Linked DNA regions of Mus musculus: regions 1, 3, 4, 5 and 6 are each linked to region 2. Evidence: chromatin loops called from intact Hi-C (ENCODE). Cell type or tissue: heart. All regions are shown on one strand. Region 1 overlaps 2600014E21Rik (a long non-coding RNA gene). Region 2 overlaps Gm50595. Region 3 overlaps 2600014E21Rik (a long non-coding RNA gene). Region 4 overlaps Gm50595. Region 5 overlaps Gm39857 (a long non-coding RNA gene). Region 6 has its middle 97 kb from the start of Gm46748.

Region 1 (5,000 bases), 280 kb before region 2:
CTCCCTCCTCAAAAACCTCTATACCCAGTCTAACTGTTTTTGAAGTAGCTTACAGACATCATCTTTATATTTGTCTGCCTTTTCTAAGTTTTTCAAACTGAGGGCAAGAAACAGCCTTTGCCTTCCCATAGCAACTCTGGTGACAACAGTGAAATCCATAGCCACATAGCTTCTGGGACCCTGGAGGCGTGAATCTTATTCTATAGGATCCTCATCGAATCACCTTCTAGATGAAATATTTAGAGATGGAACTGTATGGCCGTTAACATCTCAAGAATTCCATCCAGATTTGTTCAGTCATTCTGGGAACAGCCTTGGTTAGTGACTGCTCGTAATGTCAACGCTTCTGAAAACTTTTTTATGGTCATTTTATTGTTTTTATATCAAAACTAAAACTTAAAGGAGCTTGAAAAGTAGGTTTTTAGATGATCACACAACGGCCTGGTTTCAGTTCTGTGCTTTTTACTTTATGTGCACAGAAATTAAGCAAAATCCATATTTGAACAAAGACTCTGGATACAAATGAGCCTTGGCTTCTGAGACTCCTCAGAGCAGTGACTAGCTGGAGTGTTTGAAATGCATTGGCCCTGGGAGGCGAAGAAGTTATAGCAAACAACATATGGGCCTTAAAATCTGGAACTACCCAAGACAGAACAAGAGAGTGATTCTCACTCTACTTATTCCTTATTTTTTCCCTCCCGAAGATAAATAACTTATAATCATATTTTATTCTCATCTTCAGAGAAATATCTTGAAAGAGCCAGGTTGGTCCAGACCTGCTGGCAAGCCTGCAGCCCCATCCACCGATTACCTAATACACTTGTGACATCTGCTTTCCTTGTTGTGAGAAAACACAGGGAGGAAGTGTGTAAGTCCACTGAATTGTTCCTGACTCCTCTATTCACCTTTCAGCATGCAAGTTCCTTCCCTTGGCGTTGATATCATTATGCATTTGTCAAAGATAGACTGTCACTTTAGGGCCTCTATTATGCACAAGAATTGGCAGCAAATTTTGCCACTGGGATTTGCTTATGTCCTCTGTATGTTATTGTACTTCCCTGGCATTCAGTAAATTCCGTACACCCACTCCTTTGATGTTCATTCCAGCCCCTAAATGTGGAAACAATGACTGAAATTTTGGATCAAAGCATCCCGTAGACGGCAGGCAGCATAGCTCTCTGATAATTCACTAGAACACAGAGTTCCATCCCTCCCCCCATCTAAAAATCTAGGCCAGTAGTCCCCCAAGCCCTCTGGCTTCCCCAGGCCAAAGGCACAAGAGGAAGTTAAAGAAAACAAGCTCAAAGTTGGAGTCAAAAGAAAGACACTGAACTACACAGCGCCATTGAAGCTCATGGTCATATGGAAGGCTGACTGCTGTACCATCTGTTAATCCATTTCTCTTCACTGCTTTAGCTGGGCAAGGTCTCCCCCCCCCCCCCCCCCAGCATTTGAACACTCTCCAGGTCCAATTTCTGTATAACGTCAGCTGCACAAAATGACCTATATTTGTCAAAATAAAATTTTAAGTCCCGAAGTGTCCATGGAGTATATAATGGTAAAACTAAAAAAATAAAAATAAAAATAAACTCAAGAACTAGCAAAATTTCAACAAGTGATTTTTGCAAACTGGAAGCTGCCTGGAGCATACATTTAGTTTGCTTTCCTCTGGGCAAAGCCAGAACAAACTATGACTTCATTGCCTTTATTTCACACCTCAAGTTTGACTCCATTAAGAACTAAAGCAGGTAGCTCCCTAAGACTGCTGGGAATCAGATGAGTGAACAGATAGGAAACTGTTGGAAGCTATTTGGGGGGTCGGGGAGGGCACCTTATAAATCCAGGGCGTCTATAGCTTAATTTTTGCCTTATTCCACTTGGAATTTAGAGTGTGCTCATTACAATCAATATATAATGTTGGAAACCATCATAAAAGGATAACTCTCCTTTTAAATATACTGAATTGTTTGAGGACCCTCATCTGGAAAGATGAGAATTCTCAGTGGAGAGGGACATTTGAGATTTGGACCAACTTCTCCAAAAGGGAAGACAGTCTACAAGTCTGACGGCATCTGTCCAGTCAAAAGGTAACCCCTAAAAATCTTCAAAACCCGATGCCGGGCTAAGTGGAAAGGTTTTCCACCAGATGTATGCAACAGTGCCATCCAGCGGCTATCGCAATAATTACAAGTGTATCTCATTTTTCAAATGTAACCTGTTTTATAATCATATATTCTTATTGTTTTAAAATTTAAAAATCGTTAATTTTAAAATTGAGGAGTATCTCTGATTCCCCTAATCCATCTGTTTCTGCAGGTGCAGAAGGGGTGATGCCTGACCTACACACCCGGCAATACCAGAAGTTTCACTACCTTCCGTTGGTAAACGCTTCAGGGAAGGCTCTGCAACCCTGAACGTGTTTTATTGTAGAACCTCACTAGGAAACTCATCAGTATTTATTAAAGATGAATTAAAAGAAGGAGGAAAAGGAAAAACGGGATAGTGAAGAGAATAGATGAATGAAAAAGAAGCAAAGGGAAGAGAGGAGGAAGGGACAAAGAGGGCAAGAAAAGAGAAAAGAGAGATGAGAGACCAGGACTTCCCACCTAACCTTACCAAACTTTTTCAGTTGAGCTTTTAATGGGATACTATTCCCAAGAGGAAATTCAAAAAGAAAACCACCTTGAAACATCCTTGCTTTTAATTGTACTCTTTCAACTGCCAGGAAATTAATTAGGTAAGACAAAAAGAAAATTTTCTACCTTAATAAAAAGAAGCCAACACCCAGGAACAACTGTCTTTGCTTGAGAACAGTGTTACGTGTACAAAGCTGCCTACAAAGTGTCTCCCGCCTGGCTCAGGCAAGAAACTGGGACAGAAGTCTGTGATGTTATACCAGCCTGGGAGTCGTGCATGGTCATGTCAGTGTCGAGTGCACCAGGCGACACAGGGACATGCCAGGCACCGCTCCTCCAGAGAGACTTGCCAGGTATACATGTTACCTCTCTCCCTTAGGCTTCACAGACTCGGCGGCCTTCCTCCAACCACCTGTCTCCTTAGGAAGTTTGAGAGAACTTTCTCCTCTGTGATACAAACAGTAACCAAACAAAGCAGTAAACAATCCAGTGTGGAAAGCACATACTAAAGCTAAGATTTAATGTCACTGAAATAAAATCATAACAACAAAAAACTCCAAGTACCCTTTCTTTGCATAATGTATTTCAGGTGTCCAGCTACAGAGGCCAAGCCTGTGATTTACATCAAGCAAAGAGTCCTGGGAGAAAGAGGAGGAAAGACCGCCTTTGCCTGGGACAAGATTCCTATTTGTGTCAAGGAGAGTTAGGGACGAGATGGTTGAGGCAGAGCAGCTGACTGCAGTCTTTATCCAGTTTGCATTGCTTTGGGGAAAGCCTTTTAACTGCAAGCCGGATTGTCCAGATGCTGGGCTGTCCGGATGCTGGATGGTCCAGATGCTTTGTCGTGGTTGTTCCCTCTGAGTTTCCTCTGCCTTCTGGCTCCTCTTAGTCACCTTCACAACAGGGCTTTATCAGGACTCTAGAGCATCGGGCAAGCTCAGGTCTCACCTCTCCTTTTAATTCTGCAGGAGTCTATGCCATGTACTCCAGCCCTGCATAGAATGAGTTCTGGAGTTCACCTGGAGCCCACGGAGAGTGGATGTGGAACTTTTCTGTAGAACATAGGAGCCGTCTGTACCGGCACAGCTTCAGCCAGCAATAAGCATTACCAGCTCCTGCCAGAGGAGCAAGAGGCAGGTACAAACAGTTGGTTTCTTCTCTACTTAAGGAAAAAAGAGAAAAGAAAAAAAAAAACCAGACCTGTTTTGCAAAGTTTTCTTTGGTGCGTTAGGATATGAGAAGAATGGGGAGGGAGAAGGAAGAAAGGAAGGAGGAGGAAGGTGAGGAGGAGGAGGAGAGGAAGAGGAGGAGGAGGAAGAAGAAGAAGAAGAAGAAGAAGAAGAAGAAGAAGAAGAAGAAGAAGAAGAAGAAGAAGAAGAAGAAGAAGAAGCTGCAAATTCAGTCACATGGCATGCATATCCTCTCCTCGACCACACATTTTATTACAGTATATAATCCAATAATCCAGTTAATTTCTTTGGAGAGATGTTATATATACAGGTGACATTTGGATGGAATCACAGGCTGTAAACCTGTCCACTCCTATCGGGGTTTAGAATACAGAGGAAGAACCTGTTTTACAGGCTTCCTAGAATTTTTACATGGTCAATTGCCTTGCTTTTGTATTCTGGAACGTATCAGAGCATCCGCATGAATATATACTTTTGCATATGCTTATATATGTACATATATATATACACACATATACATATATATATATATACACACACATATACATACATTCTATAAAATGGTGGCAGGGTTTCTGATTTACTGAAAAGGCTGGTTTGAATTCCCCCCAAAATGTTTGGCTATAGGACATTGTATTAAGCGTATTCTTAAAGGTAAATAACTGCAGCCAATAAAAGTTGGGCCCATAAAGGGTCCCATCTTCTCCCAGTTTTCTGCACTGAGAATTACTACCAGTGTAATCATGGCTCCCTGCACACTAATATTTCCTCTGATACAGTATGATCAATGTTGTGGAAAAACATTTATTATATTTCTTCTAGCTACTTAAAGGCATTACTGAATTATGGGCATCGCAAAACGAATCCACTGTGCATTTTTTCTTTATGTGACGTTTTTACAATCTTCATTTTCTGCTTTGCAGCCACTGAGCTATAGAGATCCACACTCCGTCCCTCGTACAACTGCCGCTGTGACCACCTTCTCCTTTCTGCTTTATTACGTCTGAGAAGCATTTCATATGATAACCTTCCCTTTCACTCTGGCCTGGACCCTTATTGAAAAGGAAGAAGCAGTGGAAGAGATCAGACAAGCAGTGTTGTTCGAGACACTTCCTAATTCCCTTAACAAGGGTTATGAAGTTTCGGCTGGGAAAAAGGACAAGGGGCAGAGACA
Region 2 (5,000 bases):
CTGGTGTGGTAGCTCACAACTGTCCAGAACTTCAGCTCCAGGGGACCTAATGTCCTCTTCTGGCCTCTTTGGGGACCGGGCACACATGTGGTGTACATACATATCCGCAGACAAAACACTTACATGCATAAAATAAATAAATCTTTTTTTACAAATAAGTATTCCTTGACAGCTACAAGGAGGAAATATATTGCACCCACTCGTAACATTCTGGTGGGAAATGAGGCACATTAAATGAAGAAAACTACGTCTATGAAAACAAAATGCGCTCAAAATGCTCAAAATGAACAAAAGAAGTAGCTTAGCCTCAAGACTTTCCATGCTTAGGACGGCTACATTTAACAAAAAGTACATACACAACCAGACGTGCGGGGCTAGAGGTGCGCTTCAGTGACAGGGTTCATAGGTTTGGTCCTCAGACACTAAAAACAAAAGACATTTTAAAATCCCCAATAATACTTTTGCACAAATACTAAAAGAAAAACACACACAAGGAGGGAAGGAAAGCTATAGCTATACCCAATAACCAATGCCTAGTGGCTATACTACTTAATTCAGTAATATATACTTAATTCAGAAATTAAGCAAATCTGAACAACTATTTGGCCACCCAGGGAAAGAAGTTCACTATTTTCATATAATTTTTTTAGACAGGGTTTCACAATGTAGCCTGGCTGTCCTGGAACTCACTATGTAGAATCACAGAGATTTGCCTGCCTCTGCCTCTGAATGCTGGGGTTAAAGGCATATGCTACCATGCCCAATACACACACACACACACACACACACACACACATTTTTAAAGGCAAGGTCTGAAATACAGTGGTACATACTAGAAATATATATATATATATTTTTTTTTTTTTTTTTTGAGACAGGATTTCTCTGTATAGCCCTGGCTGTCCTGGAACTCACTTTGTAGACAAGGCTGACCTCAAACTCAGAAATCCGCCTGCCTCTGCCTCCCGAGTGCTGGGATTAAAGGCGTGTGCCACCACGCCCCAAGGAATATTTTCGATTAATTGTTTTAATCAGTGGTTCTTAACCTGTGAGTGGGAACCCCTTGGCAAACTTCTATCTCCAAAAATACTTACATTACAATTCATAACAGTAGCAAAATTACAGCTATGCAGTAGCAATGAAAATAATTTTAGGGTTGGGATCGTCACAACATGAGGAACTGTATTAAAGGGTCACAGCATTAGGAAGGCTGAAAAACACTGGTTTTAATGAACACATACCCTGGTATATAAATCACCTCACCTCACCTGTGTCCTAGGCAGAACCCACAGGAGAAGACATGTCTCCTGTCCCATCCCATGGCCCAGGTAGTATAATACTGAAGGCCAGTTCCCCAGCATCTCAAGGGTTAAATTCTTTGTTGTACCTAATTTTGAAAAACTAAAGCAACCTGCTTAGGCTGGTTCAGCAAGGGAACCAACCGTTTCATAATGAGGCTTGGCCTCGCCTGTCCCAGTAGAATTAATTTTGTGCAGTAGAACACCTAGATAAATTAGTTTTGCTTTAAATATTGAGTCCTAAAAGAGTTAAAAGAGGGAGAATATCAATCAATAATTTTTACATTAACTACTTTGTATATGACAAAACAAAATTAACTTTGGCATTATAACCCCTTCATCTGGCATTTCTGACTGGCCCTGAGTTTTGAATAAAGAATTAGACGTCTTAAAAACCAACCGACATGTGTTCTCTTGGCCCACAATACTAACTCACTGTGGGTTTGTAAGAGATGTAATGGCTACCTACCATACATTTTCCAAGATTGTAAACATAATTGCTACTTACTAAAGCAATCCTGTTCTGGAAAGAAGAATTCTGAAGATAAAGATAGGTTTCTGAAGGTTTTTGTTCTGTGTGTGTGTTGTGGTTGTTGTTGTTTTGTTTTGTATTGTTTTGTTTAATATTGAAGGTGTTTAGCTTTGAATTTAAGTGAAAATACTATCTTAGTGACTAATGTTAGATTTTTAAATAACATTTTAATTGGTTGGAGTTTTTCCCAATATCTACCCTTCCCTTTCATAAAACTGGCTTCTACTGAAACATCTTTATGGATTTAAAAGTGACAACAAATTTAAACTAAAACTCTAGTGTTTGAATGGTCTTTTCAGGTTAAATGCCTATCAAAATGTAAATAGATGATTTCTTCTCCAGCAAGATGAGATCGGGTTTTTAACCTGGCCAATTGCCCATATAAACAATCTTTAATATTATTTGGTCATCTTTTGGTAATTAAAATGGCATATCACAACCACTTTAAATTTATATCCATGTGACAAGAAAGTTATTTAAGGCGTAACTGTGGATAGAGGAAATGTCTCTTTAACAGATTCTTTCAGGAATGCATCTAACAGGAAGCAAAGGTTTTCAACGGCACATAAAAACAAGAAGCAGTTGAACAGCGCCACCCAGAGGTAAGAAGTATATTACATCCAGAGATGATATCGCGAACCTTACACTCACTCAGCCGTCCTTACAGCCACTTCCAGATGTTTCTCTAGTAATATATCAGACATTGCTGGCTCCTGGGTCTGTATTGAAATCTAACATTTTAGTAAGTAAAATTAAATGTTTTGCTGTAGAAAAGGTGCTTTATTTCTGCTTGTTAATTCCTGTCTTTTGAAACAATAAGCACAGGTTGAATAAGAGGCAACACGCCTTCCAGAAATGCAGATAGTTCACCCACCTTTCTTTAAGTAAACGAAATTATTAGGAAAGCCCATTTTAAAAGAATCACTCTGTCCCTACTCCACTATTTCCATACACCCCTAATTACTTTTCTGTCTGGGTTTGTTGAACTAATGCATATTTCTGAACCAAGATTATATACCATTGGAAGAGATCTTAAGAAATCCATTGAAAGCCTGCCATCAGCACCATAAAAAGAGGATTACATACATAAGAACCCTGGGCAAGTACAAAAAAAGGTACTTTTATTATTATTTTACAGGAACTATAAATTTGACTTTTAAAAAAATCTTATTTTGTGCTCAGGATATGGTGCAGGCAAAACACCAGACACACAAAGATACCTTTAAATTTTTTAAGAGTTATTTTGGCCGAAATCAAAATGAGCTTGCCGATCTGTAATTACAGAATCGGGGTACCCTTGAACCCAAGACAGAGATGCTGCTGCATTGAGCTACACTACAGGAAAAAGGCCTCGTGTTCCCCCACCGCCTTCAGCCAGCTCAGATAAACCAGCACAGGCAAGCTTTGCAGAAACGCGTAGAACCGGTCTCAGGGTTGCTCCTAAGCAGAGTTGTACGCGTGCGTGCGGGGTAACCCAGGGCTTTGGAGGCCCTGCGTGCGGGGTCTGTAACTGCGTTGCCATAGCTATCTGTCACGCGTTCCTGTCAAGACTCCCGGCTGCTGCTTTCTAATCGCCTGAGAAGCAGCCTTCCTGTGACAAGAATCAGGCTCCTCCGTTCTGATCTGCATCTTTAGCCTAACAATGAGAAATGGGTTTCCATAAACTTAAAAGAGGCAAAGAAATGATGCCAAAGCCATTACTTGCTGCTTCGGATTGGAAGGAAGACACCTGTCCCTTTTTAGACCAGTAATAAAGGATAAAACTATGACAAAGCCGTCAGCGTTTCATCTGGAAAATAAAGGGAATCAGCTGGCGCTCTCCTAAAGAAAAACAAAATGCCTTCCCCTCCCACTCTGAAATCTGCATCAGAATCTAGCCTCGATTTCACGTTGTGCTCAACCTTACAACATGAGAGAAAATTATACTGTCATGAAAACCAGTGCAGAAGGATCTCGTTCTTTTTAATGCTCCCCTCGTGTCTTTATCCCTTTCCTCTAAATAGCCATGGCATTGTCCACCTCAGTGTTTTGGTTTGAAGCCGCTTCAGGGGCTTCTGGTTTTGCAGCCTGCGGTTTGAGGTTGATCAGGCTGCAAGCTGCAGCTGTGGGAACCCCAGGCTTAAGGCATTTGGAGTTGGTCTTGGGCAAGCTGCCTCACCAGGGATAGCACAGCGCTCCCTAGCCTGGTTTAGAAAACCCACAGCATTACAGCGAAGGCCCATGCGCGCCACCTAGTGGACACGATCTGCCTGGGGTGTCATCAAGACATGGTGGGTTATATAAAAATCTGCAACCCCTATAGTTCGCCAATAAATACACTTTTCTTCATACTATAGTCAAACCGACGAGGAAGGGGACATATTTTAAAAGAAAGTGTCAAATGCATTAACTCACAAAAGCTTCAAGACTGTCTTTTCAAATATAAATATTATTCAGCCCTTCCTTTGGGGCTCAGGAAACCCGGAGGGGAAGAGGAGGCAAAAAGAGCCAGAGGGGTGGAAGATACCAAGGAAACAAGACTTTTAAACACAACAGGACTGGTGCACATATGAACTCCCAGAGATGGAGGTAGCACGCGGGGCGGGGCGGGGGGGGGGGGGTGTCCTGCACCAGATGCAGATGAAAGGAGGAGAGGACACACTCCACAGTGCTAATCCAGAAACTCTCTCCAATCTATAACCACTTGGAAATGAAAATTTTGTTTTCTCCAAGGAAGTCTCACTGGAGAAACAAACCACTCTTAAGGGCAGGCTGCAGTGCCCAACAGGAGAGGCCGACTGAAAAGGAACCCAGTGGTGACTTTAAGGTTCCTTGTCTCCTAACTCCTTACGTCAGAGCTTTTTTATTAAAATAAATAAATAAATACACCGGGTAGTGGTGGTGCAAGAAAAAGTTACTGTTATTTTATTACAATTAGTTTTACTTTATAGGTTTTGTGTATACACCATGGATTCCAGGTTTGCGGTTTTATGGGTGTGCCAAGAAGTGAGTCTCTTTGTCTGCAGCTGATTCTTGTGCCTTTTCTTGAGTTCTTGTGCCTTCTGTTTGTTTGTTTTGTTAGATTCTGATTTGTTTTTGTTTTATCTCATTATATTTTATTATTATCCCTTAGAAGCCTGTTTGTTTTCTAAGGAAAGACAGAAAGGGAGTGGACCTCAGTGGGAGGGGAG
Region 3 (5,000 bases), 440 kb before region 2:
TCGCGCACCCTCCCACCCACCCACCCACAAACAGGAACACAGTCGGTCAGAACATTTAAACAAAACAAACCCGTTTACGCCACTGCCTAGCAGCCTTTGAAAATAGCAGCCTGATTCTGAGATTGAAGAATAGAATCCTCTCCAGGGCAGATCTGGTGGGCACAGTGCATTAACTGCCTGTGCCACCATTTTCTTGTGTGCTAGCGGACCGAAGATGGTGAGGCTGCATCTGTTGTATAAGGGCTCATGCATTGAACTTCCCCGTTACAGAACCAGTTTGTACACCAGCAGGAGAGCCAAATTTCTCAGGCCACGGGGGCGCTCAAACAAAGCACACACGCACAGATCTTCTACTCACTGCTTAGCAGATGCGTGAGCAAAATTCAAAGGTGTTGAGCACAAGGAAAGCAAAATTCCTGTAGGGAAAAAAAAATTTTTTTTAATGCAATGGAAACGGCGCGTCAGTGAGAAATGGAGCTCTATGACGATACCAAATGAGTCTGTCATTAATAGACCTTCCTGCCTCGTGGTTCATAATCGCCCTTAAGAAACGGACCCAAGGCAGAGGTGGCACAGAGTATTTCATTGTGAATAAGCAACCTTTCCAGGGCAAGGTTGGCCATTGGAAGCTAGCTCAGGTAAACTCATTCCACAGTCCTTTCCACAAGCGAATTGAGGTTCTGATTTAAAACAATATATCATTGCCTTTTGTTTATGTTTTGATTAATTTCTTTAAAATACCATTATGAGATAATGTACCTTCGTCAATAGCATTTAGCTCAGATTAACTGTTTTAACAGGACCAAAGCCATGATGGTCTCAGACTGCCCCTAACTAGATCTTCAATTGAAGAGAAAAGAACTTGACTGGAAGAAGAGCTGACTCTCTCCTACTGACAGCTGCTCCACCACTCTCTTTTGTCTAAGGAAAAACATTTTCTTTTCTATGAGGTTTAGGCTTTTAAGACAGGAAAAAAAATCTAAAGCAGAAATTTGATTTTTTTTTCCTTTTGAGTGCAGGTGCCAAACATCTACAAGTATAAAATGATAGCGCTGTGTAAAGCAGACTTGCTGGGACACTGTTTATGGCACACACAACAGCTATTTGGATATGGAATTGTAAATAGGAAAATGTGTGATGCTCTTAAATCTAGTAGCAAGAGGAGTCTTGAAGCAAGGTTTATTATACCAATGCTTGAAAAGCTCTAGCTTTTTTTTTTATCTCAGTACGTTAAATTTTTGTGTTTGCAACAGTATTTTAGCTCTGGAGCTATTTATCTGGAAGCATCTTTTGGGGGTGGGGGGAATGGACAGATGTCCATAAACAAAGGGCGCCACCTGGTGGTGAAGAAGCGGTAAGAAATGTTGATTTCCGGATATTGCTTCAAAGACAAACAGATGGAAAGGCTGTCGTGTGTGTGTGTGTGTGTGTGTGTGTGTGTGTGTGTGTGTGTGTGTAAGAAAATGCATTATTCATCAAATTTGGAACTTGGATTCAAACGTAGTTCTAGTTTTCCAGCTAATACTATCTGACATTTATTTCCTATTCAATCCTTCAAAATTTACATTGCAAATATTTTATTCTCAATACATATATCTGAACAGATAAAAATATGACCACAACACATTAAGAACAATCTGAAGCAAAGTGCCCACATCATCTAGGCACCTTACTTTCAAGTTGAATGACCTCCCAGACAAATTTAAACAAAGGATGCATTTGCTGCAATTCGAGGTTGTCTCAGGGTGGCTTTGTGGCTCACCTAGTCGGAGAGCTGCAAAAGGAATGTGGTACACAGCTTAGTCACCACAGGGAAGAAGTGGCTTCAGACCCATGACTAAGAAGCAGGAAAATGTTCATTTGAAAATGTCATCTGTAGCTGAGGCGTTGAGGAATTTAAATCTAAGTATCGCGACTCTTCCGCCGCCTCAAACTCTAAAATTAGTCCAGGAATTACATATATCAGATGCTATGCAAAATGTAAAATAGGTTTGCCATTTATGGCTCTCTACGTAAGGTGTAGATTAAATCTTCAGCCTCCAATAAAATTGTATTTCTGTAATAAAACTGCTGCACCTTGACTCACGACTACATTGAATTCCAAATTAAACACCCCATTTACTGTACTGTAACAAGAAAAAGGGTTTGCTACACTGAACAATATTACAGATAGGGAAAATGTCTTGCATTTCACCTTACCACCAACATAGAGCTCACCTAAACAGGCCCATTCCCCACCCCTTTTATGAAATATAAAACATAGGAAAAAAGGAAATGTGTAGGCTTTGTCTTTCATTGCTAAAATTTATATTCCTTCCTAAATGAGCTAAATCAGCCTAAGTGGTGAGGCCTCAAAACAAGTCAATCAAGTAGGGTATTTACTGCAAAATGTCCTACTACATTTCCCAGATAACTCAGGCTTCTAAGCAGAAACATCTGGTATGCTAAAGGCTAGGTACATTTCCTTATGCATTATATATAATGCAGGCACTTTCCCCATAACATACACGCGCCATTCACTCTGCCATACACACAAGGCTGCAGAATCCACGGACGTCTCAAACTCAGGAATTATGGTCTAGTTAATCTCACTCAACATCGATTTTGAAGACTGAAACCTGATGTTTATTTTAGACAGCCCAATAGGGCAATTTTTCTTGCTACCATCCTGTGACCTAGCCATCACTGACTTCTGACATTTGGAGAGAGGTATCACTAGAAAGAGAAACCACAGATGGTGAGAACAGAGAGCCAGCTAAGCTGAGGCTGCTTCCTCTCAACCTCTGAATGGCAGTCATTAGGTCGAGGAACTGAGGGTCTGCTTCTGGTCCTTCTCCCATCTTGGGAAAGCGCCCTCTAGTGGACTGAGGCAGAAGTGTTCTCTCTGGATGTCACACCCAGGTCTTCACTGCATAAATACAGTCCCTTCCCCCGTGTCAGTCAGACATTATTAACCTTCAAGCAAGACACAGAGAGATGGATGTTGATCACGAAGGGATTCCTAATCGAGTTTAATGATGTAGTACACATCTGCTAAAAATGCTAATTGGTATGTTTCATTTGATAGGTGAAGGCAGGAACGGTCATAGATTTAATGGTTCTGGTGGGAAGAAGTTGTTACCAAGAATTCTGAAGTTAATATGAGGGAAAAGTTAGAGGTCTCTGTGTGACAGGAAGGTAATTTTGGGCTTCAGACATTGGAAATTTGAGCCTTAGTGTTGGCTCAGCTCATGGAAAGAGAATTCCAGTCGGGAAGGACTCACTCACAGCCGGAGTTAAGGTTTCCTGTCATCAATGTGTGTCTACTCGGAGGGATCCAGAGGCCTGTATCGTTGTGGCACTGAGCATTGACCTTTTTGGTAGCTTCAGCCTTCCATGCTTCCTTTAATGGCTCATTGTCACTTTTTGCCAACATGTAAAAAAAATCACGGGAAGAATAATTCAAATATTTAGCTCAGAATCAAGAGAAAGACTTTTTTTTTTAATTTCCTCAATTGCACTGTCATTGATGCATGAAGTCATTAGCTGTACCATGGTGGAAGTAAGGTCCACTTTATTGTCCCCACAGCCCTGAAACAATGGCATCTGAAGTTCTGTTGTCTGCTCTGGTGTTTGGCTGCTTGACCTGGGGTCCTTATGGGGCAGATAGCCACATAGCAGTGGATGATGTTGGACATATGAACAATGTCTTCAGGATACACTTGGAGTTGGCTTTGATTTCTCTAAACTCTGGGACTCCATCTAGACTTGTTCTAGAAGGTCATGTTGTTGCCTCGTTCTGACTTGGGAAGCATTCTTCTGCCGTGGAGCTTACTACTTGAGGGTGAGCCATGAGAACTTTCTTAGAGTTTCTGTAGTGTACATATTTAGCCTACATTTAGAAAATTTCTAAATACAAATGATCACAAATGTCTCCTAAGGAGCTGAGCTTAGGTAGATACTATTGGTTTGACTGTACCATCCCAGGCTCTGAATACAAATGGCTCTTGTCATCAGATTTTTTTTTACAGACTTCTATAAAATGGATCCTGTGTAGAGGAAATAAAAATGATTCCTAGTGCTAATATGAGATATGATATCAGTGACCAGCATTATTTTCCCATCAATAATGATAATTATACTAATTAGTCCAGGCATCACACCTGTGCACAGCTCTTATCCTTATTTTACAGATGAAGTAGCCGAGACACCAAAGGTTAACTGCTTGCCCAGAGCTATATAGCAACTCGGATAGCAGCACATTCCACAAAGCCACGTTGGCTGGACCACTACACATTCTTGCCTCCTTGGCAATGCAACAATTATGCCTCTCTTCCAAGAAGGCAAACTACTCACTGCTTATCTCACAGGAGGTTGGTGTTGATGGGAAGCAGAGCAGAGAGGTCGCCTGTTATTGGTTTGAAATTGCAACATCCTCATATTCCTACCGTTGTCTCCACTTTATAGGTTAAAGTTACATCGGATAGCACAAAGTTCCACACAGACACTCTGAGCAGAGTCAGGAGGCACCCTTGCAAAGCAGGACACTGCCGAGGTGGGGCAGATTCTAGTATATCCCGAGTTTGAAAGGAGAGTCAACCTTGAGAGGTAGGACATTCTATTCTTGAGTCACAGAAGAGTATGGGGGGTCTCCTCCCCACCCATTTAAATACTTCAGCTAGAATTGCAAGAATGTATTAAGAGGCAGGTTTGTATGCATGTGTTCAGAGAATAGTGTGGAGAATTTATCCTTTGGGATTAAAAAAAAGGCAGCAACAACAAACTTGAGAACAGCTGGTTCTGATACAGTCTGATAAGAACGTAAACAGGAAAATATCTTTGTTGACTTTTTTGTTGGTAATCAGTAAGGATTAGTTATTGTCTAGAGATGAATTCCAGATTTCATAAGCCTGGCTGTGAACAGCGCCTACAAAATGAAAGTAAATATCCGACATGGGTGAGGAATGGAGGGGGACTTGGGAGGAACCCTCCTGGTTAACATTCTTCTTGCTTGATTGAAA
Region 4 (5,000 bases), 120 kb before region 2:
TGGCACACGCAACAGCAGAGTTTGCTTAGCCACAGAGAATGAAATCACACTGTTGCAGGGAAAGAGGTGGAACCAGAAATTATCCAGAGCAAACTTGGCCTGACATAGAATAAATAGCATTGTCTCTAATATGTGGACTCTGAAAAGAAAAGAAATAAACAGACACGTCCTGAAAATAAAAGTCTGACATTTGTGGAATGGTCATGGTGGGGATAGGATGGGTTAAGGAGAGTGAGAGTGGGGGGAGGAGACAAAGTATGAGACCAAGCAAAGCACACACACACACACACACACACACACACACACAGGAACCTCCCAGTGAGACCTAATGCTGGGTACAACTCATAGACCTAACGTTACTTAAAACGAAATAATGAGAAAGAGCTTTGCCCACTACATGAACTTCTTTTTTTTTAAGAAATAGTCTTATTAGAAACTAACATGGTTTCTTTACATCTTCTCAGACACTGAGAACAGTTCAGTTTCTCATTACTCCCTGAGGAGATCTGTTTCCTGGCTGAAAAAAGGAAGGCCCTCGATGCTGAAGGGCTGGGTCAAGGTCGCTCAGCTCGTTAGAGTCGGAATCTCTCCCTCCGTGGGAGCCTTGTGGATGTCCTCAGTCTAAATCCACACATGTACTCAGCCTGCCTTTCAGGCCAGCAACCATCGAGGCTACAGCCTAGAGTTAATGAAAGCAGCGACCCACCTCAGAATCATAGAGGGCTCCATTTTTACCACCTCCTGTGCAGAGGACATGTTCCGTTGACCTAGTGTGAAAAAGACAGCTGATGACCTGTTTGTTCCAAGACATGGATCTTGATCACAATTTGTTATATCTTAAGGTGTGTTGTAAATAACAGGTCCCGGCTTGTGCTGTGATGTTTGCCCTAGTACTACACATAACCAGCCTTCTAAACTTTCACAGTTTCCATGTATCTGTTGTTGTTGTTGTTCCTTCCTCTTTTCCTCCTCTTCTTCCGTTTTACTTACACCGTTTAATACCAGCTCTAATAAGAGGCAAACTACCATGCCCTACTTTTTCATTGGCAAATTTATTGAACAAATTTCTATTCTCTCATCCCTGTCACTTAGGAAATGTTTGCTTAAACTGGACCAAGGGCTGCTGGTATAGAAACCCACTTACTCTTCCCATTGGCCAACACTGACCAGTGAAATAATATTAAGCTCCTGTTAATCTTCCCAGTCATTCAGAAAAGACAAAACTCCGAAAACACAGTACTCTTAGCTGTGTTAAGAAAAACAACTTGGGGCTGGTGAGATGGCTCAGTGGGTAAGGGCACCCGACTGCTCTTCCGAAGGTCCGAAGTTCAAATCCCAGCAATCACATGGTGGCTCACAACCACCCGTAATGAGATCTGATGCCCTCTTCTGGTGTATCTGAAGACAACTACAGTGTACTTACATATAATAAATAAATCTTTAAAATAAAAAAGAAAAGAAAAACAGCTTAAATAGAAGAGGAAAAAAATGTCACCCAAGTTGGATATTCTAGTTCTCAGTTATGAAAGCTGTATATCTCCCACTGCAAGAAGTCTCACGTCTGAAGGGAAATGGAGGAGGCATCTGCTGTGTGGCCATGTGCTCTTTCACCCAGTGGCATTTCCCGGCATCCCCAGCCACCAGGGAGTTTCAAGGTAGCTCTAGTTTTCCCGAGCTAATCAACTAAAAGCAGCTAACTACCCAACAGGCTTTGCGGTGCAGGCTGAGGCTGGCTCTTCTCAAGGAGGACAGGCAGGCTGTAGCCTTTAAAAATGGATTTCAGTGAGAACTAAGGACAGTGATTTTCTTCTGGAATGGTCGGGCTCTTATTCCAGTACAGTTCTCAGTTAGCCATTTTTCTTGAACAAGAACCTGGAAAATCTGTCATTCTATAGCTCACAAAGACACCCGTAATCTGCTATCAGCATACAGTTTGATAAAAGAGCCATTTCCCCTTTCTCACAATCTTCTACTGGCAGGAACAAGAGCCCAGTGCGATCCAACGCCGAGCACATGGCATTTCTGGCTGTGATACAAAGGACTCCAACATCCTTCTGCATATTTGATGACCCTGGGGACCCTGCAGTGTAGCGCTGCTGTGGGAACATCTGAGGCCGCCAGCGGGCACAGCTGTCTTTGTCTTCCCACGCTGCTCAGAGCTGTGGTTGTGGGGAGCTGCAGAAACGGAAACGGGGTGCTGGTTGAGAAAAATCATAAGGCTCACCAGGGCCCACATTCCCCCACGAAATCAGTCTATCTGGTTCTGAGTTGCTGATTTCTGTTCACACCCCCACCCCGTATGTTGCCTATTGTGCCCCCGCATCTCTTCACCTCACTGAAGGCTGTGTCCCATAAAGAAAACCGGTCTCTCAGGGGAAGCACTGTGGCTTCTGGTGTGGGACTCTGCCCTAGAAGTGGTGGGGTTAGAGTGCTGCGGTTTCCTGGGATGTGATGAAAACAGGGTCCACACAGTGTTTACATGTCGTTCAGGAAGGGACCGGGGGCTTCTGAGAAGGAAAAGGCTTCGGACTGGCAGTGGTAATGTTCACCTTTAATCCCAGCACTCAGCAGACAGAGGCGGATGGATCTCTGTGAGTTTTGAGGCCAGCCAGATCTACATAGCAAATTCCAGGCCATTTAAACCTATATAGTGTGGCCCTGCCTCCTCCCTCCAAAAAGTAAAAAAAAAGAAAGGAGGAAGGGAGAGAGGGAGGGAGGGAGGGAGGGAGGGAGGGAGGGAGGGAGGGAGGGAGGGAGGGAGGGAGGGAGGGAGGGAGGGAGGGGAAGAAAATGAGAGAAGAAACCTGTTCATGTCTTGAAATAAGACATGTTTATCTGAGCAATGCTGAGTGCCCCCCTCACTGTAGTCTCCTACTTGATGCACTATTATAAGCTTGCCTTCAAACTACACGAGACAATTATTCTTAACTCTCTCTAAATACCAAAATAATCATGCACAAATCTTTTAAAAATGCAAAGGCAGCAGTGTGTGATAGCATGGGCTGGAATCCCAGCACACAGGAAGCTGATGCACGAAGAACACAAGTTCAAGGCCAGCTTCAGCTATAGAGCCAGACCATGCCTCAGACAGAAAAAAAAGAGAGAGATCGAGAGAGAGAGAATTTGCTGCTCAAATGCCAGCCCAAAAGGACTAGTTCAGAATCTTCAGCATTAGGGATCAGCAATTCTTACGCTGAAAGTCCCAGTGCCCAGCTGAGGTGGGAGTCCCTGGTTGGCAGCCACTGAGCGGGTGATTCACAAATGCCCAGTGGCTCCAGCAGCAAAGATTTTGAGAATTCCTCTCCCTGGACATGGTAGGACTCTGATTTCCTGAAGCATTTGCCCTTGTGAACATGTCTGACAATTGGTCTAAAGGCAGCCTGCTCAGTCCCACTAAGAGGACTTCCCATTTCTAGAGAGATCTTTTACCATTTTAAGAATAGGTGTATAGAGAGGAATTCGAGGGAGGAAAAAGAAAGGGGAAGTGAATTAATTATATTTTAATCTCTAAAATGGTTTTAAAAGAATAAGTAAATAACCAGGCAATGATGACATTCACCTTCATACCCAGGACTCAGGAGGCAGAAACAAGTGAATCTCTGAGTTCAAGGCCAGCCTGATCTACGGAGTGAGTTCCAGGACAGCCAGAGCTACTGAGAGAAACTCTTGTCTCAAAACAAACAAGCAAACAACAAAAATAGGTATATAAGAAAAGCAAGACGGGCCTTTGGGCCTCCATCATTTAAGTTGAATTGCACCAATGGTCAAAACATGACAATACAAAGTCATTCATTATTGATTCTAACTAAAGCCAAGCAATGGGCATGATTGACTCCATTGGAAGGATCCAAAATGATCAAGAAAGTAGTAGCAATGTGTGAGGTCAGGACATCACCCATTCACCCACTTACATGGCTAAGTTCATAGTAATTAAAGGGATGTATGGATACTAGATACTATCTATAATGTTTCCACATACACTTACTATCTGCATAAACAAATATGTGTCTTCAAATCATAAGGTTTCATAATTGAAATTATTCTCAGGAATGCAGGTCTAGAAAAATAATAAAACACATGGTCTCAGGTTTATAAAATGTTGGCATTACAACTTACTTTAAAGGAGTTTTTTTTTTTTTTTTGAGGTTTCAGCTAACATCTGGCAGTGAATATCAATGCTGACCAACTACCCACAGCTGGTATTAATAGGATAGAGAAATGTTATGTTTCCTGGTTAAAATGTCCAAGCCAAAAATGATTCTCGCAAGCAAACTGGGCTGCTAGAAATTCGACCTGATGGATTAGTCGGTTTCACTTTTCTATTTCCGGCCTATGAAGATGGATCCCGGGGCCAGCTTTCACAGGGAAACGTCTTATTTAAATGTTTAAAACCAGAGATGCCTACCTCTGGCTTCCGCCATCGAAATGTACGATATTTGGAGAGGACACTCCTTGGTCATCTCTAAATGCACCCACAGCAGCTAAGACAGGAAATCAAGACCTCAGACCTGGTATTCAAACTGGCTCTGATCTCACCGAGGCCTTATTGTTGTCCCAGCACTAGTGAGAAGAACAAAAAACTAAAGAACAATAGCCAAATCATTGTTCTCTCTAGTAATAAACCTTGTTTGCCATACATAGGCCAAATTCATATGGGATGCTAATGGTGCATCAGCCTTGAAGACGGGCCAGCTGTTTAGCCAAAAAGAGAAGAACTGAAGAGATAGGGTCTGCAGGATGTCAGCACACAGCACAGCTACAACATCAGAGCACCCCGGTCTCCTCTGTTTATGTGGCTTACCTCACTTTCCCAGAAAGAGAACTCTTTATAAGGAGTCGGGGTTCTTTCTTTGCCTGGATAGCGGGGCTGACCTTGAGCCGTGAGCATCACCTGGAATATAAATGCCTCACTGGCCTGGGGCGGAACCCTAAGGACTCTCCTCCTTACATAAATTTCTCTTCCCCTTCCTGAGCAATGAACTTCTACTGCAAGAAAAGCC
Region 5 (5,000 bases), 230 kb before region 2:
CTTCAGGAAGGAAGTTACCCCCAGCCAAGGGATAAATTTTGCGATCACCTAACAAGTAAATAGCAAAACTTAACAACAAAAAACAAGAACAAGAAATAAAGTCTGGGGAGTGGGATGCTGGACAACAACCGGTTTATACTGGGCTCAGTGACTCCCTTTGGTTCTTGATCTTTGTTCCCTGGATCCCCAGGAGAACCAACTGCTAAGTTTGATGATGTCCATGAACCTTCTGTAGCCCAAATAGTTTGAACATTGCATGTTCATACATATTCATGTTTTCATGGGTTCAACTGTATAGCTTTTGTGATGCTCTCAATGATGCTGGTCTAGATAAGGCTTAAAACCACTTTTTAAAAAGATGATTGCCTTGAGCTGCTCCGTTCTGACTTTTCCAATAGGGACCATTTGGTAACACTGTCTCCAGATAAACGATCTCCAAATGAACTCTACCAACTGCCACAAAGGAAGAAAAAGAAGATGCAATTTTCCTCTATGATGGGCAGAGCCGCTAGGATACTTCATCAGCCTTCACAGAAACAGCTCTTTTATGAATCTGAGTTTGGCTAGTTTCACTAAAATAATGAAGTGAATATGTAAAACCCCAAACTATAAGGTGTCTAAAACAAAAAGAAAATGTTGTATGACGTTGAGCAGGGCCGGGTGGGTATATATACATACATATGTGTAGTTGTACTTGTGCACATGTGTGAGTGTAGCACAGACAAAAAAAGCAAACTACAGACACACTAAATTGGATCAAACTAAAGAGCGTCTACTTACAAAAGAAGCAACCAAGAGACAATGAGCAACTTGGGACAAAGTACTGGAACTATCTATCTGACAAGGGACATATGAGGGAGTCATACAGATCAACAGGCAGAACAGGGCACAGCAAGATGTGCAACAACATTTGCTACCCTTCCCTCGCTGTCCACATTCAAGACATGGCAGGTATTTGATTTGATATTCAACAACTCAAGATGTGGAAGCAGAAAAGAGAGACTACCTGGGAGGAGAAGTGGGTGAACAGGAGGGAGTGGGGGGGGGGGGGGTAAAGGAGGAAGATAAGTAGGAAAATAGTATAACAGAATAAATGGGAGAAACGCCCCAATAAAACCCACCACTGCAGTAACTCAGAACTAATAGTTAAATAGAAACAAGATCACTTAGGTATTGCTGGGAAACACTGCCATTTAGCTGTACCCCTAGTGACTTTAAATCCTTATGCTCTACTCTAGTTACCATGGAAGTGAATACCTAGTGGTGTTTTTTTTCCCTGAAACTTGGTGTATTGACCCAAACTATATAAAGCAATTATGTGGTTATTAAGCAGATGAGTCCCAAGAGACATTTCTAGCATCGAGGGAAACAGACTGTGCACACCAAGGTAAAAGCAACCTTTGGAAAGGTTTCCCTGGGCTGGGTGTAGGTGGTGGGTGGCTTCCAGGGAAGGAGAGTCAAACCCCTCTGAAAGGAGGCTGAGAAACACCTCAGGCTTCCACAGTTGGGTGAGTCCCTGGAAGTAAGGCCTGACTGCCCCCTTCCTGTGCCAACTGTGCAACTTTCCAATACCAGGAATAGATAGTTGCCTCTACAACAGCCAGGGCCTGGCTGTAAATGAAAGAACTCTGTGTTGACAACCCTGAAAAGCCACAAAAGAAGAAAGAAAAACATCAAAGTCAAGGTTGTTTGGAAAGGGAGGACAAACCTTGATGTTCTAACAGCCTTTGTCTCTTGACTTCTGGAAGGCCCTCGCTGGAGTTGAGACCTCCTTCCTTACCCTGTAAAGGGGTCATCGTGAGCCACAAGCCTAGACTTCCCCTGCCATTACTCACTCCTCCTTCTGCACCTTCAACTAAACAGACCTGCCCTCTCCTGTCCAATGTCAACTTGTCCGTCCCCTAAGCTCTGATCACAGGCACAGCCATTCCCCATCTCTGCTTGCATGTCTGGGTCTCTTCTCCTTGACCTTATAAACAAGCCGTTGACCCATTTTCAAACAGGGAGCTCTCAGAAGTCACCAGGGAAGGGAGAGGAACAACAGCAGGCCTGTCACCAGGACGAACTGGCCAAGTAGCGGTGACCACAGAGGCCTCCGCCAAGAACAGGAGAAGCCTTAAAACCCTAGAGAGAATGCTCCATCTTTTAAAACAGCTTTTTCTGTTCTGTTTTCTGGATACTGGATCCATTTTCATGTTTTCCTACTTCAGTCTGGCAGAAGTTATCTGGCAAATGATGTTGGGACTTTCCTTTGTTTTTGTGGTACTGAGGAATCAAATCCAGAGTCCGGTGCTTGAAGGAAGGGACTGTGCTCTCCAGCACAGTTATTTTGGTGCAGAACGTTGTAGAGGCTAGATTTGTAGCCTATCATTCATGTAATTAGTCAAAACAATAAAATTGCTCTTCAGATATGCTTAAAAGGATCTCAAGGGTCATAGTGGTCGTAGTTTGAGAGAAATGAACAGGATCTTGGCAGCCAGCATTTTTTTAGTTTTGGTTTTGTTTTGTTTTAAGAGAGTCAATTTGCTTAAGATCATCTCTGGATACACTTTGAGGAGAAGTTGGAAAAGCCAAAGAATCATGGTTCACAGGAGCTGAACAGTGAGAGAGTTAAGCTTGCTCTCCCAAGGAAAGATGAAAGGAAAATCAAAGCGGACCAGAATCCCAGAAGGCAGCAAGAGGCAGATGTTCAGAGACAAAGTGACTGAAGGAAGCACATGAGGCAATGTGTATAGTTAGAGGGAATGACTCCAAAAGAGACACATAACTCAGCTTAGAGCAGTGGTTCTCAGCCTGTGGGCTGTGACCCCTTTGTGGTTTTCTACTGACCCTTTCATAGAGGCTGCCTAAGACCATCAGAAAACACATGCATATTTACATTATGATTCATAACAGTAGCAAAACTACAGCTATGGAGTGCCAACGAAGTAATTTTATGATTGGCCATCACCACATGAGGAACTATATTAAAGGGTTGAAGTATTAAAAACAGTTGAAAACCACTGGCTTAGAGCTATAAATTTTGGGTCATGTAAAATACACCTGTGTCTACAGAAGGCTCAGGTGAAGTGTATTGAACACAGGACCTGGAAAGCCTTTCTCTGAGTCAAAAGTCAAAGGAAGGGTCACACCCCCTAATGTATGTACACTGTCATCATCACTGGATGCAGAGTGGATCTTCTACAATGGACGGACAAATGGACTCAAAGAGAGAAGTCAGAAGTGTCCATGTGAACGCACATCTTCTCCTCTGCCCACATGGCCCACCTCAGGAATACATAGAACTTCCGGAAAAAACTGCAAGTACTGGCCAAAACCCATCCCTAGAGATAGGAGGAGCCTAGGTAACACCTGAGTTAGCTCTCCTAAGTTGCTGTCTATGCATAAGATGAAATGACAACCTTACAGAAGGATGCACCATTTATTTTCAAGTTAGCCATAACTGCTGTGTCTTACCTATGTGTTGTCTCTACTTGTGAGATATCTTTAGAAGGTTTGAAATGTACCTTCAGAGACTGGACATGCAAGTTAGCATCAGTGTGTGATCATGTAGATGTATTCATGATAAAAGTAGCCGGATATATTTTCATTGGGCTCTTATTATTATTGGAAGCACGCCCAGCTTTGTTCTAGATCTGTTATCTCAATCTTCTCCATCTTCACAGAGATGAGAGGATACCACAGTGGGAGTATTATGTTCTGAAGGCGAGGAACTGAAGAACACATAAGGAGCTCAAACAGCAGAGGTGGGGTTTGGATCCAGTCCCCATGCCCCACAATAGTGACACCTTTCCTTGGCACTAATCTGTTATCTCAATTACTACTGCTGAGGGGGTCACCTAGACTAGAGACTGGGCATCCGCTTTACTAAGATCTCTTAGGAGCAGCAGGTCTGAATGGTTAAAGAGACAGCCTCAAAAGCAGAGTGACTAGCTTCAAAGGCCTGCTCTGTCATTGGCCAGCTCTGGTCAAGTTATTTAACTTCTCTGGTACCAATTTCTCATCCACAAATAGGAAATAATAAAAACTAGTTATAAATAACTCATTGTATTTTGGATCTTGTTTTACTTTAAAATTAAGCAGTTCTACAATAATCCTTAATCACACACACACACACACACACAAATCAGCAAAGTATCAGAGATTCTAATGTAGAAGTACATAAAAAGAATAGTATGTCACAACAAAATTTGTCTATCTAGGCTCACTCAACATTCCAAACTGAATTAAAATAAGTCAGTGTTTGTCTTGGTTACTTTTCTATTATTGTTTTTAAAAAATACCATGACTAAATTAACTTATAAATGAAAGCATTTGATGGGAGGGTTGGCGTCTATGCTGGTGGAGCAAAGGCATGGAGTCAGGAGAAGCAGAGCGCTCACGTCTTGGCCCTCAATCAGGAGGCAGCGAAAGGAAATTGGGAATGGGGCAAGTCTTTTAAAACTTCAAGCTCATAACCAGTGACACACATAGCCCCTAACAAGACCATACCACCTAAACCTTTTCTAACAGTTCCAGCAACTGGAGACTAAGTATTCAAATATATGAGCCTAGGGGAACCATTCAAACTACCACAGTGTATTAAGAGACATGAGGAAAACTGCATGCAAACAGAACACATAAAGGACTTTCAGAACTTAAAAATAAGAAGATGGATAAAGAAAACCTTACTCATTTTTGAAAAGATAAAGATGGTATTTGGGTGGCATATGAGTATTTGAAAAGATGTTTAACATAATTAGTTGTTGGACAAGGCGCATTAAAATGGCACTGAGCACCAGTGCACACCCATTCAAATGAATAAAGTTTCAAAACCTGATGTTGACTAAATTGCCACAGGTATCATCCTCCTGTTGCCTTCATTCCCCAAGTCCTTTTTATCACAAAGCCAGCAGCTTATCCAAACTCTCCTACAGAGGAGTTATTCTTGCCACAGAGGTATTTATGGTTATTCTGGAAAATATAAAGCCTTGATATAACAGCCTTTTGCTTATATTTAT
Region 6 (5,000 bases), 620 kb before region 2:
ACCTACTTTGCAATACTATGGTTCTCACTAGTGTACATTTCTGTTGGACTGGAGAGAAACCGGGGGAAAGGCTGTTAACGTCTCCCTTGAAATTGGACTACATGGCCATGAGAACCCAAAGTTCAGCACACGAGTGGAACTTCCTGGTGGACTTTACATATTTGTGGTGATCTGAGGAAATGGCTCCCACCTCGGGCAGTGATCAGCCCTGGTCACTCTCTGAGGCCAGCTGGCAGCTCTTCCCCCATGCCATCTCTGCAACAGGAGAAGGCTCAATGAGTGGGTGAGAGCACGGTGGGAAGAAGCGATAAACTGGGGGTGAGAGGGGGGAGGAGAGGAGGAAGGAAGGGGCTAACCTACTCCCCTGCTGTTGTCCAGAGCCTGGTCCATCTGAGCCTCCCCATTACCATTTCCTTGTTCCCTGAGTCTGTCAAGGGCAGACTTTATAGCTTCCTCTTGCACACATTAAAGAATGTTGGCTCTAGAGGTGGAATATTGAACTTGGAGCTCTGTAAACCTTGCAAATTTCAGTCCATAACCGATTTTCTAATAGCGCACTTAATCTTCGCTTTTCTTTCACCCCCTCCCCAGATCGATATTGATCATCAAATGCTTCTGTGTCTCTCAAGAAAGGGTTGAACTTGCTTCTTGCTTGACCTCACGTGGGGGACGGGTTGAGAAGATTTTGTTCTTAGGATACCACAGACTAAGCCCTTACATAAAACGTCTCTAAATGAGACTGTAGCGAGTATCACCATCTTCCAACCGGATCCACACAGAGCTAACCCTCCAAAGACCTGGTCCAGACCATAACCCTATGAAGTAGATTCTGCTAGAATTATCCTGAGACGGAGAAATAGGGCTGAGGGTGAGCAAACTGGTTCAGCAAGGTTTAGGAGGGCGGGGATACTTGAATTCTGGTGCGCACTGCTTCTATAAGTGGGTGTTGAGAGTCAGTCAGTATATGCACACCCCGCCATCTTCTCTCACTACCAACTTTTGTTGAGCATCTAATATGTACCAGCGACATTTAATATACTAGCTGAATTTGGATACTGCTATTACTTGTATACAGAGAGAGAGAGAGAGAGAGAGAGAGAGAGAGAGAGAGAGAGAGAGAGAGAGAAGGGGGATACTGCATGGTGAAGTATTTGGATTTAAGCTTCAGACTTCCTGGGTTCAAATTCTGATTCTGTCTCAGTTTATCACTGTGTGATCAAGTGGGAGAGTAGGGGCCCCTGATAAGGCTCAGAGGACTTAATATTTTCAGAGTGCCCAGGACAGTGAGAGAAACCACTGGGATTTTATGAGAGCTTGATTAATAATTCAATTAGCTTTCCAAATGTTCCTGAAATGGTAAAGAGTGAAGCCTTGTGGGCAGCAAGAGCTAGCTATGCAATAACCAACCCAGCAAGAAAATCTTTACAAGAAAATGAAAAAAAAAAAAACCCAACCTATCAAATTAAAAAAAAAATCCATAACAAGTTTTAAATGAGAACGCTGCCCAAATGTGTCTACTGAGCTGCGAAGCATACATGAGGCAATGAGCTAAACTGTCTAATTGTATCTGAAAGAAAAAAATACATAAGTTATTTAAAATATTTAGTTAGGTGTAGTTGTGCCTGCCTGTAATCCAAGTATTGGGGAGTCTGAGGCAAGAGATTACAATAAAGCCACTTGAGTCTCAACTTATGATTCTGGGTTTGAAGGCACCATTCTGTATGTTCCTAAATTATTTGTTTTCAAGATGTTTTAGGTCTGTATAAAATGGGGCTAATTGTTTTGGATTATGAGTGGGCTACTGTTTCAATTATTTATTCACAGGCTGGAGAAAATAGGGTCCTTTTCACACATACCCACACTGTCAGTAACACCGTTCATCCTTGAGAAGTTAAGTGACAGAGGGTCACTTTAATATTGATGCCTATGTGCACACCCATGCACACAGTTGGCTCAGGCTTTTATGAGACGGTCTAAGAATTCCTTGTGCCGTTTCAGCCGGCTGCGAAAGCAGGCAAGACCATCTTTTAACTTTTGTGGGCATGTATTCAACCTTCTTCACAAACCTACATTTAATTTCATTGACTTGTCTATTTTTTCTTCAGATTTTGCTTTTAATCCTTGCCACAAGAGCTGCCTCCCATCAAAATGTTCATTTTCATTAGGGATGGGAGGAAGATTTCTCCGAGGGGAGTGTCTGCTTTGAAGGAAGAAGCAGAGGGTTAGAGAATTCAAAATGCCAATTATGTGTAAGGTCGGCTGGTGAGGAGCAACGCTATAAAGGCCACGGAGTTTACTGCAAAAGGGTGCCCCCTGCTGGAGGCTCCTTCAATTGCGTCAGCTCAGCTCAGTTCATAACCTAAAGCAGCTGCCTTTCCCAGTGCCAACTCAGATTCTCTGCAGATGTTTCCTTATGACCCATCCACATGTTTGCTAAATATCATCTGTTAATTCCCCCCAAACATCCTGGATCTAGTTCTTTTATGTGTAACTCGACTTAAGGTCTTAAAATAGATGACAGCAAAAACATTTAAAAAATATATCTCACAGGTACAATTGTCTTGAATATCATCAGCACACTAACTCCGTAGTTGGACTCCAGTCTTAAAGGGCATTCCAGCTATTTTACGACAAACGGAGGTAAGGCATGTGCCCATTGTCCCTAGTCTTTAGCTTTTGATCATAGGATTTCAATGAATCACCATCAGTAGGAAGAGAGAGAAGTCTCAACTATCTATCTATCTATCTATCTATCTATCTATCTATCTATCTATCTATCTATCTATCTATCTATCTATCTATCGTGTGTGTGTGTGTGTGTGTGTGAGTGTGCATGCATGTGTATAGATATATGTGGCCTCAGACACCCTCTGTCTATCCCCCAGGAAGGTGCCCCCCCCACCCCAAGCAAGACTTCCATGCAACTGGATAGAGAGGCAAAATTGCTGTTGTCAGCGTCCCTTTGTGGGTGAAGGCTAACTGCCCTCTGCTGCTAGCCGGTGCAGGCTTCATTTGATAAGGAAATTCACACTCTTCCAAGGACTGTTTGCCATGTAAAATGAGGTTCTTGGATAGGAAAAAAAATTTTCTTACTGCAAAAAGAAAGATTTCTTCCTGGTAAAATAGTTGGGGTTTTTTTTTGGGGGGGGGGGAAACGGTGTAGCCCCCCCATCAAATCACACACCAGGATTCCCCTTGGAAAGAGGATCGGTTGCCATGGTAACCAAACCTTCAGCAGTTTCCCTCAAGACAGTGGAGACTGGAAGGAAATCAGGAGATGGCGGAAGTCTACCGAAGAGGCCCCAGGTCCTCACCACACCCACTGGTTCCTAGTAGCATTAGGGAAGCGGCCTAGGGACCAGCTGTGGCTTTGCTCCGGGATACTAGGAGCAGGCAGCTGGGCTGGGATCCCTTTGTGCTAAGGGAGGTCTGCCGAAGACAAGCAGCCTCTGATTACAGGATGTTTCATCAGAGCAGCTGCAAGCCATCGGCTCCTGACTCAGTGCCTTTCTGAGGGTCCACCCTAAGGAACTTCCCAGGACGCACTTACTGAACTTGACTGGGAAGGCTAGACTACTGTCAGAGTTCTTTTAAAGGGGAAGGTAGACCAAAACGCCATTGTGTTTTTTCGAAAAAACCTTCCTCCGTTGGGCTAGGCAGGCGCTTTCCTCAGCCCGGCACTGTCACCTTCGGGAAATCAGCCGAAATCTGCGGACGGGGTGGGGTGGGGGCATCCCACAAGTACTACATAAGAAACTCTAGGTAGGACCAACTCACTGGTGTTTTGGCAAACTTTCTGGGTTTTTTTGATGCACACCAAAGTCTGAGAATCACAAAAGTGATGAGAAATCTGTAATTTAGTTTTACTAGGACACATGAGAGGAATAACAAGGGCTGAAATGGCCACCCCAGCGCCTTCATCCTCCTGAGACCAAAAGCAGGTTCTTGATGCTTACTGCCTGTTGCCTTCCTCCTCTTCCGGGAGTTACCACGCCTTTAGTGTCTTGTTGAATCCGGACAGACAGGGATACTGTTTGAATCGACAATATCAGCTTATGGAGGGCTACAGTTTGCTTAATGGTTGGCTTTATTGTGGACTCTCTGTGTCCAAAGCTCGCTATAGACACTGATTGCCTCTCTAGAGAGCTTTCTAATGTCCTATAAGGGATCCAAGCCAGTACTGAGAAGAGAAGGTGGCTTTAACTTCACAGAAAACCGTTGTGAGATGCCATGGGATTTTGCCCCGAGTATTGTAGTGTGGATACTCATCTCCCAAAAGAGGGCTGCTTTGTCATTATGCACAGTTTGAAAAGTGCTAGGCACGGCTTCCTTGGAGTATAAGGACTTCAATAACACCCACCATCAGTGGAGGTTGAATATCTACTGAACATATCTAATATACTAGTACTTTTATTGACTCTTACCACAACCCTACAGCATACATAGTTTCATTTAACAGTAAGAATTAAGAGACGATGTTGATGAGAAGTAACTCATCCAAATTCCTAAAGCTAGGGCATGTCGTCTTCAGAATCAGAACTCCCGATGGTCTACTTTCAGGAACCATGGATAACTACAGCCTCCCTTATATCCTCCTGTATGAGCCACCTCCTTCCTAGACCGGCAGAAGTCACTTTGTTTTGGTGCTGGGACTTGAACCCAGGGCTTATATAAGCTAGACAGAAACTCTAGCATTGAGTTGTGCCCACAATCTGGCTCCTTCCTCTTTGTTAATATTGCTGTTGATAATTTGTGGACGTTTGCATTGGTGTCTTATTTCATCTTCACAGTCGCCCTTTGAGGGAGGTAGTGCTGTCAAGATCTCTCTGTTGCAGAAGAGGAAACCGAGGCTCTAAATAGACAAGTAGCCTGTCTGAAGCCCCATAGTTAGCAATACGGCTGAGCCAACATCCAGACCAGGAAGAACATTCATATTTAATGGACTCGATTCTGCCACTTAGCATGTGGTGGCGTGTATCCAAATCTGTGGTTATCAGGTT

What was found. Peaks named below come from ENCODE experiments on the same cell type or tissue, not always from the same donor. Only the 100,000 strongest peaks of a DNase experiment are listed, where the experiment ranks them.
Region 1: a loop joins it to region 2, with 6 times the contacts of the local background. A loop is called at or near these places in 22 of 42 quality-filtered maps.
Region 3: it touches region 2 in a loop (4-fold over the local background); 17 of 42 quality-filtered maps call a loop at or near these places.
Region 4: it touches region 2 in a loop (2.6-fold over the local background); 5 of 42 quality-filtered maps call a loop at or near these places.
Region 5: a loop joins it to region 2, with 2.4 times the contacts of the local background. A loop is called at or near these places in 2 of 42 quality-filtered maps.
Region 6: it touches region 2 in a loop (5-fold over the local background); 8 of 42 quality-filtered maps call a loop at or near these places.

The regions. Positions count from the first base shown.
Region 1 is chr2:75,310,275-75,315,274 of GRCm38, forward strand. 2600014E21Rik (a long non-coding RNA gene) reads left to right here. Exons shown (of 12, transcript XR_001783367.2): 9 at 743-868; 10 at 2,317-2,737; 11 at 3,605-3,773; 12 at 4,750-5,000. The region is part of intron 3 of Gm39857 (a long non-coding RNA gene); the gene reads right to left. Among named protein-coding and RNA genes, the nearest start is that of Gm34401, 27 kb to the left of the region's middle. In heart, a CTCF peak has its summit at 2,165 (motif pointing left); a DNase peak (open chromatin) is centred at 1,117; H3K27me3 peaks cover 1,069 bases.
Region 2 is chr2:75,586,357-75,591,356 of GRCm38, forward strand. The region is part of intron 2 of Gm50595; the gene reads right to left. Among named protein-coding and RNA genes, the nearest start is that of Gm39853, 25 kb to the right of the region's middle. In heart, CTCF peaks have their summits at 2,427 (motif pointing left) and 4,056 (motif pointing left); a DNase peak (open chromatin) is centred at 4,025; H3K4me3 peaks cover 988 bases; H3K27ac peaks cover 325 bases; H3K27me3 peaks cover 389 bases.
Region 3 is chr2:75,149,841-75,154,840 of GRCm38, forward strand. The region is part of intron 2 of 2600014E21Rik (a long non-coding RNA gene); the gene reads left to right. Among named protein-coding and RNA genes, the nearest start is that of Gm13652, 14 kb to the left of the region's middle. In heart, CTCF peaks have their summits at 1,333 (motif pointing left) and 2,862 (motif pointing left); no DNase peak of the experiment used is centred here; H3K4me3 peaks cover 310 bases.
Region 4 is chr2:75,468,450-75,473,449 of GRCm38, forward strand. It overlaps Gm50595, which reads right to left. Exons shown (of 7, transcript XM_017319380.1): 4 at 1,964-2,175; 5 at 707-767. Among named protein-coding and RNA genes, the nearest start is that of 9430019J16Rik, 27 kb to the left of the region's middle. In heart, no CTCF peak of the experiment used is centred here; a DNase peak (open chromatin) is centred at 2,072; H3K4me3 peaks cover 244 bases; H3K27ac peaks cover 1,038 bases.
Region 5 is chr2:75,354,933-75,359,932 of GRCm38, forward strand. The region is part of intron 3 of Gm39857 (a long non-coding RNA gene); the gene reads right to left. Among named protein-coding and RNA genes, the nearest start is that of Gm32927, 2.6 kb to the right of the region's middle. In heart, no CTCF peak of the experiment used is centred here; a DNase peak (open chromatin) is centred at 2,059.
Region 6 is chr2:74,962,231-74,967,230 of GRCm38, forward strand. No RefSeq gene overlaps it. Among named protein-coding and RNA genes, the nearest start is that of Gm46748, 97 kb to the right of the region's middle. In heart, a CTCF peak has its summit at 2,328 (motif pointing left); DNase peaks (open chromatin) are centred at 2,321 and 3,401; H3K27ac peaks cover 424 bases; H3K27me3 peaks cover 430 bases.